Regions from separate parts of the Homo sapiens genome. Here region 1 is linked to region 2. Evidence: chromatin loops called from intact Hi-C (ENCODE). Cell type or tissue: mesothelial cell of epicardium. All regions are shown on one strand. Each heading gives the region's core, and the rest is flanking DNA. Links, peaks and the distances in the headings are about the cores only.

Region 1 (4,399 bases), core at 199-4,198, 150 kb before region 2:
TATTGATTGATGTCTCATGTCTCCCTAAAATGTATAAAACCAAGCTGTGGCCGGACCACCTTGGGCACATGTCATCAGGACTTCCTGAGGCTGTGTGGTGGGCGCGGCCTCAACTGTGGCAAACAAGCTTTCCAAGTTAACCGAGACCACTCTCCTAAGGCCTTGCTTTTTTTTTGAGCAAAAGTTTGCTTTTGTATTCTTCTCAGTTGACTGAATTCTGTTTTCACCTGATGTTTTGACTAAAATAGTATTGCAACAGAAGCTACTCTTGGATTTTTAAAGAAGAATGTAGTTTAGACACTCAAAAATGTCTTTAAAAAAAAAAGTACACTGTAAAAGCATCTCCCTCTAGCACTACCAGACGTTTTTTTCTGTACCTTATGATGTAAATTTTGCTATTTGATTTTCACCTGAGTTGTTTCCTTTAATGTGCAAATTTAAGGCTATTTAGCTGACAACTGCCTAGGGCTGTGAAACCAGTTATCTGGAATCTGAAAGTCTAAGACAGAAAAAATGCAAAATGCAGGGGTCTTTTGTCGTTTTTTTGTTTTTGGTTTTTTTTTTTTGAGACAAAGTTTCACTCTTGTTACCCAGGCTAAAATGCAATAGCACCATCTCGGCTCACCACAACCTCCTGGGTTCAAGTGATTCTCCTGCCTCAGCCTCCTGAGTAGCTGGGATTACCAGCATGTGCCACCATGCCCAGCTTTTTTTTTTTTTTTTTTTTGTATTTTTAGTAGAGACAGGGTTTCTCCATGCTGGTCAGGCTTGTCTCCAACTCCTACCTCAGGTGATCCACCTGCCTCGGCCTCCCAGAGTGCTGGGATTACAGTCATGAGCCACCACACCCGACTGGGTCTTTATAAATCTATAAAATGTACTTCCATCTGTATGCCTAATACGTCTTTTTGTGTATTTATGTGTTGTATACAAAATGTTTCACTACTAAAAAGAGCTCTAGTTAATTGACATAAAAATAAAAGTGCTTAAATCAAATACTAAAAAATGACTAGTCAAATGCTTTTTCAAGTTTATGTAACAAATAAAATCTTTAATAAATAAGCTAGCTTTAAAATTATTGGCAAAGTAATATTAGAAATGTGTTAAGAATTGCCAGCAGACATTTTTGTTTGTATTTGTTAATCAAGCAATTTCATACTTACCCCCACCAAATACTATAAGGTGTCAAAATTTGGCATAAGGGTTATAAAACCCAACCCAAATCAGAATGATCTTTGCTTGTGTAATTTTTAATAAATAGGACATTGACATGGGTATAATGAAAATAGCTGCATCTTGAATTTAGCAAGATTACTATAACTTCTAATCCTGCGGCTGTAGGCAGTCTAATTCACAGACAATGGGAAGGTTTGTTGGGAAAGGGCTGTTATCATCTTTGTTTCATAGCTAAATTGTAAACTAAGTTCCTCCCAAAGTTAGTTCGGTCTATGCCCAGGAATGAACAAGGACAGCTTGGAGGTTAAGAGCAAGATGGAGTCAATTAGGTCAAATCTTTTTTTTTTTTTTGAGATGGAGTTTTGCTCTTGTTGCCCAGGCAGGAGGGCAATGGCACCATCTCGGCTCACCGCAACCTCCACCTCCAGGTTCAAGCAATTCTCCTGCCTCAGCCTGCCTGAGGGAAGAAAGAGACCCTCTCATATTGCTTTATACTCAGTAGCTATTTAAATAAAAAAATAAGGAAGTGAAATCAAAGACAGGCAGCCCAGCCCCAGGTCTGAAACCAGGCCTGGGCCTGCCTGGCCTAAACCCATTAGTTAAAAATCAACTCATAACTTAGAAACCGATGTTATTCATAGATTCCCGACATTGTATAAAAGAACATTGTGAAACGCCCTACCCTGTTCTGTTTCTTTCTGACCACCGGTGCATGCAGCCCCTGTCATGTACCCCCTGCTTGCTCAAATCAATCACGACCCTTTCATGTGAAATCTTCAGTGTTGTGAGCCCTTAAAAGGGACAGAAATTGTGCACTCAGGGAGCTCAGATTTTGAGGCAGTAGCTTGCTGATGCTCCCAGCTGAATAAAGCCCTTCCTTCTACGACTCGTTGTCTGAGAGGTTTTGTCTGTGGCTCGTCCTGCTACATTTCTTGGTTCCCTGACAGGGAAACGAGGTGACTGATGGATGGCCGAGGCAGCCCCTTAGGCAGCTTAGGCCTGCCCCGCGGAGCATCCCTGCAGGGGACTCCGGCCAGCCTGAGTGACGCGATCCAAAGAGCGCTCCCGGTTAGGAAATTGCCCCCATTGGAACGCCTTGCCAGAGCAGCACGTAGCAGGCCCCCGTGGAGGATCCACACAGTGGCTGAACACTGGGAAGGAACTGGCGCTTGGAGTCTGGACATCTAAAAGTTGGTAAGACTAGTCTTTGGAACTTGCCCCACTCCATCTGAGTGGAAGCGTGGCTTGATCACCCACGGTGTGCCTGCATTGGCACTTTTGTTCTGGATTTGACTTGATTTGAATTGCTGGATACTTTGGTTTGGTTTTGGTTTTGACTTGGCTTGAATTTTTTGGTACTCGGATTTTGAATTTCGTGATTTTGGTTTGGCTTAAACGGTAAAAGTGTGTGTTTGCCCTCTTTGCCCGTTCTTTGTCTTGTGGTGAGTGTGTGTGGTGTGAGCGTGGTATTCTGTCTTGGAGAAAAAAAAAATTTTTTCAAGAAAGAACTTAAGGGAGATTACAGTGCTACTGTGACACCAGGAAAACTTAGAACTTTGCGTGAAACAGACTGGCCAGCATTAAAGGTGGGTTGGCCATCTGAAGGAAGCCTGGACAGGTCCCTTGTTTCAAAGGTATGGCACAAGGTAACCTGTAAGCCAAGGCACCCAGACCAGTTTCCATACATAGACAGTTACAGCTGGTTTTAGACCCCCTTCCCCCCTACAGAAGTTAAGAGAACAGCAGCATGAGCAGCTGGCAGAGGCAAGGAAAGACCAGCAGAGAGAAAAAAAAGACCATCTATACCAATTCTAGGTTAATTTAGACTAAACAAGGTCTTATTAATAGCAAAGGATAATTGAAATCCCAAACTTACAAGGTTTTCAACAAAAGTGAAGTTTGCTAAAAGTTAAAAGTGTAGCATGTATTATGGTAACTTCTAATCTTGTGGCCTTAGACAGTCTAGTCCAAAGACATAAAGAAAATTCGCTTTAAAAAAGGGGAAAAAAGGGGGGAGGCAGAATTTATATAAAAAGAATGTTATATGGTAAATTCTTGTCCTGAAATAAATTAACTGATTGTTTAAAGAAAAAAAGTTTGTAATAAGTCAGAAAGTTAAGACATGTTAAAAAATTGTCTGTGAAAGTTGTGAAAGAAAAAATGTTATCAAAAATTTTATGCAAAAAATGTTGTATAACTTAAAAGTAATAAGGCCTCCTGAGTACTACTGAAGAAACAGTTTATGTGCAAGGTGTATAAAAAAATATACCTTTGATAAAAAGATTATAAGGAGGCATAAGAATGTGAATTTTTACCTACATTAAAAGGTTAAAAAAATATTGTTTTAAAAGTTTAAGCAAGTTTTAAAACGTTAATTGTAAAGAAAATTCTGTGTGTAAACATATTAACTAAAGTTAAAAAGGTATCATCCAGTTTTTCTGTAGACTAGACATTAAAGTAAAAATGCAACAGATTTTTCTTAAAGCATCAACCTGCTCTTTAACAAAAATTATAAAAGGTTAAAGAGTCTATAAAATCTTACCTTATAGTCAAACATGAAAAATTGGATAAATATGTCTACAAGGTTTTATTAAAATTAAGTTTAACATTAATAACACACTAATATAAAGATAAAATTTAGCTTCTCTGGTATAAAAATCATACAAGAAGCATTATTAAATATAAAATGGTGTTTAGCTTTCTTTGGTCTAAAAACTAACAAAAATAGGTGCTAAAGGAAGCATTCATTTTACTAAAGGATCATAGAAGTTAAAGACTTAAAACAAACTTTGGCAATTAAGACAGGATACCAAGATGCAAATGCCTGGATGAAATGGATCAAATATTCCATCTGCACGTTAAACAAAAGCAATTGTTATGCTTGTGCACATGGCAGGGCAGAGGCTCAGAATGTCCCCTTTCCACTAGGTGGTCCTCCAGTCGACCAGGTGTGGGCTGCATGGTAGCTCTTTTCCAGGATTCTACAGCCTGGAATAATAAGTCATGCCAAGCTCTCTCTGCTATATTCCGAAGTCCCTGGGGGCAGCCACCGAGGGCCATCCAGCTTCCATCTCCCAACACTAACTTCACTTCGTGTCTCTCACGGCAGGGAGGAGACTTAGCATTCCTTGGAGACCTGAAGGGATGCAGTGAGCTTAAGAATTTTCAAGAGTTTATCAATCAGTCAGCCCTTGCTCATCCCCGAGCGGATGTGTGGTGGTAT
Region 2 (4,399 bases), core at 315-4,314:
CTCAGAGTTTTATCTCTGCTGTACCTGAAGTTATGTTTCCTTTTTCATATTCAATATTATTTATTTGTGCTTTTTCTATTTTCTTCCTATGCAATCTTGCCAAGAGTTCACACTTCTTATCTGGCAAAGAACCAAGTTCTGGTTTTGCTAATTTTCTGTAATTAATTCTTTGAGTTCATTTCATTAATTTCTGCTTGTACTTGTATTACTTCATTTCTTCTACTTTATTCTTCCCTAGTTTCTTAAACTGCACACTTAGCCTCTTCATTGGCAGTTATTTCCTCTTTTATAAGCATTTAAAACTATAAATTTCCCTTGAAATACTCTTCTCCAACATTTGTTTAATAAGATGGGTAAGATGTGTGAAAAGATACTTTAGTACAGATTTTCTAATTTCTATTTTTTTAAAGATTACAAATAGGATTTTGCTGTCTTATTTTCTCATTTCTAACTTAATAGCACTATTGTAAGAGAACATGATTAGATTGACACTACTTCTTAGAAATGCTTAGAAACTTTCTTTTCTTGTGGCTAGTCATGGTGGCTGACATCTGTAATCCCAGCACTTTGGGAGGCCAAGGCGTGCGGATCACTTGAGGCCAGGAGTTCTAGACCAGCCTGGCCAACATGGAGAAACTGTGTGTCTCTATTAAAAACAGAAAAATTAGCTGAGTGTGCTGGTGAGCACCTGTAGTCCCAGCTACTCCGGAGGCTGAGGCATGAGGATCGCTTGAACTCCAGGAGGCGGAGGTTGCAGTGAGCCGACATCACACCACTGCACTCCAGCCTGAGTGACAGAGCGAGACCTTGTCTCAAAACAAAAAAACAAGGAAGTGGCTAAATTTCCTAAGCGTTAATGCACATTTGAAAAAGTGCATATTTTCCAATTATTAGTTGAAAGGTTTTATATACTTTCATTAGGTCAATCAAAGCACATTAGTTTTGCTGTTCAAATTTTTTTGGTCTCTTCATAAATTAATTACTTAAAGAGATAATTAATTCAATAGATGTGTTAACATCTTCCACTACATGTATTTATAGCTCTTTTTAAGTCTCTCAATTTTCACTTTCTGTATTTAAAGCTATGTTATTGGGTTACAAGTTGAGAATTATTATAACTTTTTCTGAATTATACTTTTACAAATTATTAATGACCTTCATACATAATATTACTTTTTAGTGTCTATTTCATATATTTCTTTTTTAAAATATCTGTCATATTTTATTTTATAACATAAAAGTAATTGACTTTTACTATTTAAAAAGTATTTTAGTAAAAAATTATTTTTATCTTAGAAATGCCTTTGAGCAAAATAAAAATTATATTCCAACACTCAGAAATTAGACTTTAATGTATATTATTCCATATCTTTTTCTATTCATACATATAATAAATATATACACATTTATAAAATGTACATATACTACATGTAATTTATACATATGTTATATATGTATTATGTATAATTTTTTAAACAAAATGAGATTATACCATATGTAGCATTTTGCACCTGCCTTTTTTCATTTGAGAACCTTACCAGGAAGAAACTTGAATATAATCAAAAAAAGATAAGACATTTCAGGAGATTAGTAGCCCAGTGAGACAGCATATGATAATGCCGCATCAGTGGTATAGAAAATAAGCTTCATTTCTTTGCCCTATAGACCTGATTGAAAGTTTCAGTTTCAGCAAACTACCTATGGCATAGGTTAAAATGGGAAGGCTTCAGGGTAAAGGAAGGAAGTGTAAACTGAGGAAGGGTCTGCACCTGTAAGGAAGGAAGACATGTAGGAAGACAAGCTATATGAAGGGAGCACAGTGTAGAAAATGATGACCAAAAACAATCTGGGCTGAGGTTGTAAAACCATAAACACATAAATTTTGTTAGATTGGAAGGCTTCTGTAAAGGAAGAGTTATAAAGCGACACATTATATTGGGACCACATTTGAGAGCTCCAAATTAATAACAAAAGAGCTCATACCTGATCCTTCAGGCACATGGTTTGGAAAAAGAAACAAAATAATAAAAGTGTAAGTTTTATTGTTTACATCTTAAAATGTTGGAGATGTTTAGCTAAAAGCATAATAGTTTTAGGTTCCCTGTGTATCCTTCCTCCCCTATCCCACACCCCTCCAGATTTAACAATTTTGCAATTGTAACAAGTGTAATCCTCCTTCTGTTGAATTCCATTAGCATTTCAGGGGATACTTTCTTTATTTCAAATTCATCATCAGTTGGTGATCTTCACACTTAGACTCCATTCTTTGCCCTGTAGATTTGATGCCTGGAAATTAACTGTCTAGAAAGCACAGAGGTGCTAATGGCAGTTTATTATGGGAAAACTCTAAATTCTGTGAAGTGAAAACTGCTTTAAAGGAGTGAATATTCTTTCTCTTATATTCCTTTTTGTGAGTCCAATTGTTGTATATCAGACACTTTAAAGTAAGTAATACCAGAAGGAAAGTTAAAAGCAGTCCACACTTCATTCAAACACAGATTGTGATTTGCACAAGATTTACAGATGAATTAACTTGTCTTAAATGACTCACTATTCCACTCCCACCAGTGCTCAATTATTTTTTGGTATAATAAATACAGCCCACAATAGAGGATTCAGAAGCACAAATCCACCCTGAGCAGTTGCTGACTTAAATAAAATAAAATAAAATAAAATAAAATAAAATAAAATAAAATAAAACAGTGACATCCGCAGAATGAAGAAAAATTATTTTTAGATGATTCCATTGTTGTAGAAGAAAGCACTACAGGATGACAGACAGCTATTTAGAAACCTATTTAATGCCTTTCTAAGATATCCTGAGATGGCAGAGTAAGCTCAAATTATTTTGTGAAGATTCACAAAGGTTTATGGAAGTGGCTGATAGCACCAGCAGTAGGCAAGGTGATAACCACAGAGTTGGGGGTCTCTGTTCCCACTGACACCATGGCAGTTCATACCCTGGAAAAGGGCTCATCAGAGCTCATGTGTACTGGACACTTATCCCATGCCAGGCTCCATAGTATAGAGTTTGTGAACCTATCTTTTTTTAATCCTTACCAGAACCCTATTAAGCCAGACCTTGTGATCACTTTAAGAGGAAGCTGAAGCAGAGAAGAAGTTAAGAGGCCTCAAGATAACCCAGAAAGCAACGGAGCTAGAAGTTGGACCAGTTATTTTAGTTACCAAAGTACATGACCTTAACCTCTCTCCCACTGTAAAGCAAAACTCTGTTACTGTTGCAGTCTTGCCAATGCACCACAATGTTTCAGTCTTGTTGTCTGAGGTGGTACCTGGAGTTCTTGGTCTCACCACCAAGAAAATTAAGGAGCGTGGACACAAGGTTGAGGTTGGAGCAAAAGTTTAATCAGAAAAAGAAAGCTCTTCACAGCAGAGAGGGCTGCCAACTACAAGGCTGAGTCTGGGGTTTTATGGGCTAGAAGGGGAGGAATGTGCTGACTGGTTTGTAGGCCATCTTGGAGAAACCATCACTTAGAGAAAGGTATGATAGTGTAAAGATCCAATTGGAGGTAGAGGTGAAGGCTTGGTTTGGGACCTTGGCCCACGCCATCAGGGCTAAAGTGATGATTCACCCTATGTAAATGAAGACTTAGCCCATGGCTAATTACAGAAAGGTAGGCATATGTAAAATAGGTGAAAAGTCAGAGACCAGTAGGTGAAAAGTAAGAGACTAAGGCAACCCAAGGAGAGAAAAATGTGTCCAAAAAAGGAGTGGAATTTGTTCATACGGGTTCACAGAGAAGTATTTCCCTCCAAGGACATGGGCTGTTTCTTATCTGAGGCCTGCAGTTTGATTTTCAGGGTGTTCTTTGTATAAAAGAGTTTTACCAAGGACCCACCCTAACTGCCTGCATGGCCAGTTTCTTACTTTGTCCTCTCTCACTATTTCCTGATATATTATATGCATTCACTTACTTAGATTATCTCTCTTTTACCTCAAAAACTAAATGTATCATACCAAGATAGCAGTTTTGTTTCAAATAACTTGCTCGTAGTATTAACTAAAAAAAATCATTCTGCAAGAAATCTTTCCAGGCAGTGAGGCTGTCAAAGAACTCTATTTTCACTCAAGCCAAACATGAGTCTAAGTTTTGGTCAGCATCCAAATTGCTGACACTTCAATCTAGAAACATCTGTTCCAGCTGCTAATGAAGCTAATAGTGATACATGAATTAAAAGTGAAATAGATTTTTTAAAAGTGCTGTGACATACTTTCAGTAAGATATTCAATTAATTTCTTATTTAATTGAAAAACTACGATACATTTCCCAATCAAAATACAGCAAATTAATTCAACTTTATTTTCTTGTCAAATGATCTTTGCATTTATTTCACATTTTTCTGTTTTATGCATCTGTTAGTCCTGCGTTACACATAT

Evidence for each region. A loop is a pair of places that touch in the nucleus more often than their neighbours do. Peaks named below come from ENCODE experiments on the same cell type or tissue, not always from the same donor. Only the 100,000 strongest peaks of a DNase experiment are listed, where the experiment ranks them.
Region 1: it touches region 2 in a loop (18-fold over the local background); 1 of 110 quality-filtered maps calls a loop at or near these places.

Annotation. Positions count from the first base shown.
Region 1 is chr13:22,881,926-22,886,324 of GRCh38, forward strand. All of the region lies in intron 2 of LINC00621 (long intergenic non-protein coding RNA 621), which reads right to left. LOC105370109 (a long non-coding RNA gene) reads left to right here and starts at 2,262. Exons shown (of 3, transcript NR_187640.1): 1 at 2,262-2,370. RefSeq lists an enhancer at 1,768-1,817. In mesothelial cell of epicardium, for the core only: no CTCF peak of the experiment used is centred there; a DNase peak (open chromatin) is centred at 2,221.
Region 2 is chr13:23,035,640-23,040,038 of GRCh38, forward strand. No RefSeq gene overlaps it. Among named protein-coding and RNA genes, the nearest start is that of LINC00621, 120 kb to the left of the region's middle. In mesothelial cell of epicardium, for the core only: no CTCF peak of the experiment used is centred there; no DNase peak of the experiment used is centred there.